Regions from separate parts of the Homo sapiens genome. Here region 2 is linked to region 1. The links are chromatin contacts, found by Hi-C or POLR2A ChIA-PET in ENCODE. All regions are on one chromosome and are shown on one strand. Each heading gives the region's core, a stretch centred on a gene start or an enhancer-like site at or near the end of the contact. The rest is flanking DNA. Distances are from core to core; before and after follow the strand shown.

Region 1 (2,700 bases), core at 14-2,513:
ACTGGCCAAGCACAGTGGCACACTCTGTAGTCCCAGCTATTCAGGAGGCTGAGGCAGAAGGATTGCTTGAGCCTGGGAGGTCGAGGTTGCAGTGAGCTATGATTGTGCCACTGCACTCCAGCCTGGGCAACAGAGCAAGACCCTGTCTCAGAAAAAAAAAAAAAAAAAAGGCAGCACCTTGCAGCAGCTGAGACCCAAGTTCCAACTCTGACTTGGGCAGTAACCAGCCTGTGGCCCTGGGCAGAGCCCTTCCCTCCCCAGCTTCAGTTTTCTCATCTATAAAGTGGTAACATAAGCCCCAGGCAGGGGTCACAGCTGAACATCTTGGGAATCATGGTTTGGGTAGGGGTTGGGGGGACATCCTTCTCTGGGTCACTCCTGGGATGTGGCCCTGGGTCCAGCTTTGGGAAAATTAAATAAAGCTTGGAGCATCAGTGTTTTGGGGGTGGGGATTGAACCAGTGTGGTCTGAAGCAGGGGGCGGGGTGTCCTCATGACCCTTCCGCCCCAAGGTTCACAGTACTGGCCTTTGGAAGGCATCTCCATGGCATGGGGTTATGGCGACAACCACTGCTGCAACCCTCCCCCTCCAACACAGTGTCTGTCTCATGTTGAGGGAAGCTCAGAAACCGGGACTTCTAGGCCAGGCGCGGTGGCTCACGCCTGTAATCCCAGCACTTTGGGAGGCCGAGGAGGGCAGATCACCTGAGGTCAGGAATTTGAGACCAGCCTGGCCAACATGGTGAAACCCTGTCTCTACTAAACATACAAAAATTAGCCAGGCACAGTGGCTCATGCCTGTAATTCCAGCACTTTGGGAGGCCAAGGCAGGCAGATCATTTGAGGTCAGGAGTTCTAGACCAGCCTGGCTAACAGGGTGAAAACCCATCTCTACTAAAAATACAAAAATTAGCCGGGCGTGGCGGCAGGCGCCTGTAATCCCAGCTACTTGGTTGGCTGAGGCAGGAGAATGGCTTGAGCCCAGGAGGCGGAGGTTGCAGTGAGCCCCGCTGCACTCCAGCCTGGATGACAGAGCAAGACCCCGTCTCAAAAAAATAAACTGGGACTTCTCTTGCCCCACTTCTCTTTGCTCTGCCTGAGAGGGAGACATTGATCAAACCCTCCAGGTCTGATCGGGAAACATTTGCCTTCTCCTTTTGTGGGGTCCTGGGGTGAAGAACAGGAGGGGAGGCTGGAGGGTGGGTGACACCACGCACCCCTGGGCGGCAAGAGACCCACCAGCCAAGTCTTGCCTGTGATGCCTCCCATTTACCAGCAGGTGTCACCCTCGGCCCTCTCACTGCGGCTTGTCCATTCCACCCTCTGTCCAGACTGGGCTTTAGGGCTGCAAGGCTGGAGACACAGGCCAGCTTTGCACGTGGGAGCAACAACGGGGACCCAGGTGTCCCGGCTCCTAGTCCCAGAGCTCCCTGTCCCTGTTGCCTCCCAGACTTGGTTCAGGCCTCTCTGTGAGTATCCGTGTGTGTCCACACTTCCATCCCTGGGAGAGAGGCCGGCCAGGGCGTGGACATTCATTCCCTCTCTGGGACCGTGCCGGGCCAGGACTGTCCTGGCCTCCCTCCTCCCGCACAGCACTGCCTCCCCTCCCCGCAGGCTGGGCTCCCTCCACAGAGCTGACCCTGGCCTACTTTCTCAGTCCTGAACCCTCCCATCACGTCCCCCTTGCCAACCTCAGCTGGGCAGTCACCCTGGTCCCGCTCCCACTCCCCAAGAGAGGCTGGGAAGTGTTTTGAGACTGAAGTTGGGGTCCAGTGTAAATTCAGAAGGAACATGGTATAGGACGAATAACCAGGATGCTCACTTCTAGAAGCTTCTCTGGAACCTTGGGTAAGGCTGTGGGCCCTTTCTCTGGAGCTACCAGCAAAGGGAAGGACTTGCTGCCTCCAGGGTGGCTCCAGCCCCGTCTAGACCCCCTCCCAGCCACCCTCTCCCGCTGCCACAATTTCCAGCTGGCCCCACGCACAGCTGTGCCTCGGTTTCCCAGCAGCCCCAAGCCTGGAGTTCACCAGGAGCACCTTCACAGCCCCGCACCGGGTCCGCAGCCTGGGGTCCATCATATTCATCACACTCTGGGCCCTGTCCCCCACCCCCAGCTCAGGCCTCAGATCCTGCCTCCAACCCCACACCCCCAGGCCTTTCCAAGTGACCCACACACATGCATGGGCACACACACACAGATACATACACACATACACAGAGACACACATACATGTACACATCATATATATATACACGCACACAGAGACACATATAAACATGCACACACGTACACACATACATGTACACACGTACACACATGCATACACATATACATACACAAACACATACATACACAAACACTATAGACACGTACACAGACACACACAAATACGTACACATACACAAAAACTCATACACATACACAAACACGTACATACACAGACACACAAACACTACAGACACATGTACACACGGACAAATACACATACACACAGACACACATACATGTACACATATACACATGTACACAGGTACACACGCACATACACACGTTACACACAAAGAGATGTATACTCACATACACAAACATGCACATATATACACACAAACAATATACATACACATACACATACACACACGCATATACATGCATATACATCCACACTTGTGCACACATACACACATGCACACACACACACTT
Region 2 (2,700 bases), core at 169-2,668, 310 kb after region 1:
ATCCTCTGAGCCTGTTTCTTTAGCTGTAAAATAAGAATAACAATTATACCCATCTAAAAAGATAGTGTCTTGTACTTGAGTGATCTTTTTTCTATGATACTGTCTTTAACACAATAATTATTTTCTTCACCATACCACATTTGTTTTTAAATAAGAATTTCTTAAAATGATGTTTTCAGTATTTTATAGATGATGTTTGAGCAGCAATATTAATAGCATGTTACCTGACACTTTGAGGGACTAGAAGATGACAGTGGCAGCTGATATGACCCAGATGTCTCTAATCCTAACATGAGGTGTACTGAAGGGTCACAGCAGAGTGAGTTCCTGGTGTATCCACAAGGAAATGAGCACGGAACTCTCACAACAGCGTGTGTGCTGTGCGCTGTGCTTGAATAGCTGACTGCTCCTTTATACACAGCCTCTGTGCTGACTGAATCAACAGTATCTGTTTCATCATAATGCAGCCCTATTTCTTTAAGCCCATACATTTTGCACTTGTTAAAAGTATTTGAACAGGCCAGGCGCGGTGGCTCACACCTGTAATCCCAGCACTCTGGGTGGCCGAGGTGGGTGGATCACTTGAGGCCAGGAGTTTGAGACCAGCCTGGCCAACATGGCGAAACCCCATCTCTATCAAAAAAATACAAAAATTAGCCGGGCGCGGTGGCGGGTGCCTGTAATCCCAGCTACTTCGGAGGCTGAGGCATGAGAATCGCTTGAGCCCAGGAGGTGGAGGTTGCAGTGAGCCAAGATTGCATCACTGAACTCCAGCCTGGGCAACAGAACAATTCTCTGTCTCAAAAACAAAAACAAAAACAAAAACAAAAAAAAACTATTTACCCAATTTCCCTTGCTTATGCATGCTTAAATTTTGTATAAGCTTAAATATCTTTTCCATCTAAGCTGTACTCTATCCCCTTTTATAACTTTAGGTGGCTGTCTTTATTAAAAGTTTTTTCTTGAAAGTCTTAAAACAATATAGTTCTTGGCAATTTGAAAGTTATTTGAGAAGGGGAAATTTATAATGACAATTCAAATGAAGCAAACTAAAAAATAATGAAGAAAGACAGAGGAAAAAGCAGTATTCACTTGAACACATCCCAAACAAAGAAAATTTCAAATGTAACAAGGAAAAAGCCTGCTAAAGCTCACAATACAGAAATAACTATTGATACTCAAAATAGCTTTAAAGCCCTGCTCACCTTTTGAATGTTGGGAATTGACCAGGAGGTGACTGTAACTGTAAGATGGTTCTTCCAGTAATGACCATTTTCTTTTTCAAGATGATGATTATTCTCCACCGTCTAAGAGACCAAAGGCCAATGAGCTACCGCAGCCACCAGTCCCGGAACCCGCCAATGCTGGGAAGCGGAAAGTGAGGGAGTTCAACTTCGGTAAGTTCTCAGCGAACGACGTGACCTTTTCCTTCATCTTCTGGATTCTCAGTGTGACTGATAAATGTTGCAACATGCTCTGCAGGGGGAAAATGCTTTAGCGTCTATTACTGCATCATAATCTCATCTTTGGAAAGCCAGGAGCATTTTGAAAATTACATTACAGACATTGTTTAAACATAGTTTGGATTTACCAAAGCATAGGACATTGTCTTGTCTGATGTTAATTAGTCAGCTCAAGATTAGTGCTAAAGACTTAGTAATTTAGTTATTTCTCTTAGCTTTAAAATCTTTATTTCAGAACTATTTCACCTCTTGGTTTTCTTTTTTTTTTTTTTTGCTCTGTGTTACTGCAGCTGCTAATCTGTGAGCTCTCAATGGATGATGTATCCTAGCAAGGGACTGAATGAGATATTAGCGGCAAATTATGTTGATGATTCATATTTTGAATAAATGGAATATTAAGCTTGTATACATCTTGAAAATAGTACTTTAATATTCTACTGTGTCGTAGTCACAATGATTGGATATGAATTGAATTTTTGTACTTTTTAAATATGTTTTTGTTCTTTATTTTTAATTTTTATTATTATTTTTTTGAGACAGAGTCTTGCTCTGTCACCCAGGTTGGAGTGCAGAGGCACGATCTCAGCTCACAGCAACCTCCGCCTCCCGGGTTCAAGTGATTCTTCTGCCTCAGCCTCCTGAGTAGCTGGGATTACAGGCGCCCACCACCATGCCCAGCTAATTGTTGTATTTTTAGTAGAGATGGGATTTCACCATGTTGGCCAGGCTGGAATCGAACTCCTGACCTCAGGTGATCCGCATGCCTCAGCCTCCCAAAGTGCTGGGATTACAGGCATGAGCCACTGCACTTGGCCTGTTCTTTAGCATTTTAAGTTGCAACTATATATCCGTAAAGTCTTATTTCCACACAACTGAGACATGTTTTAGGAAGTTTGCTAAAAGACCCCTGGAGACCTTTATCGTGGTCTCCCTTTTGTCGTGTTTCATTTGCTTGATCTTTTCTGCCCTCCTGCTTTTCAGAAATTAAAAGGCTAAAAAGAGGTGCTAAATGTTAAAACTTCTCGTGTAGTCTCCCATGAGACTATTAAAAGTAATGGCAAAAGCCACAGTTACTTTTGCACCAACCTACTAATTCTAAGAACCACCAAAAAGGGGAAAGTTCTTGGAAAGCAGTAAAATGATATGGACAGTTGGGATGTAAAAATGTAGAAAATATGTCATTGTATGTTCAGTCATCCCAAGACCCTAGTGCTGCCCCGATGGTAGGGACTTCTTA

Evidence for each region. A loop is a pair of places that touch in the nucleus more often than their neighbours do. ChIA-PET counts read pairs that join two places held with the same protein, here RNA polymerase II (POLR2A). Pooled maps may share reads with other maps.
Region 2: a loop to region 1 is called in a pooled map, with 5 times the contacts of the local background. The contact joins the promoter of GTF2I-AS1 here to the enhancer-like site in region 1. A Hi-C loop is called at or near these places in 8 of 168 maps with a recorded cell type or tissue (CD4-positive, alpha-beta T cell, GM12878, ascending aorta and 5 more), 1 of 37 single-sample maps with no recorded cell type and 12 of 50 pooled maps. POLR2A ChIA-PET finds 5 or more read pairs at or near these places in 1 of 52 experiments (GM12878).

What each region holds. Positions count from the first base shown.
Region 1 is chr7:74,416,293-74,418,992 of GRCh38, forward strand. No RefSeq gene overlaps it. Among named protein-coding and RNA genes, the nearest start is that of GTF2IRD1, 36 kb to the right of the region's middle. RefSeq lists a silencer at 1,204-1,333. Within about 2 kb of position 1,264, at least 2 of the 41 ENCODE cell types and tissues checked have a DNase peak (open chromatin) inside an H3K27ac peak, as active enhancers do.
Region 2 is chr7:74,727,500-74,730,199 of GRCh38, forward strand. GTF2I-AS1 (GTF2I antisense RNA 1) reads right to left here and starts at 1,419. Exons shown (of 4, transcript NR_110044.1): 1 at 1,206-1,419; 2 at 1-23. It overlaps GTF2I (general transcription factor IIi), which reads left to right. Exons shown (of 35, transcript NM_032999.4): 13 at 1,287-1,397.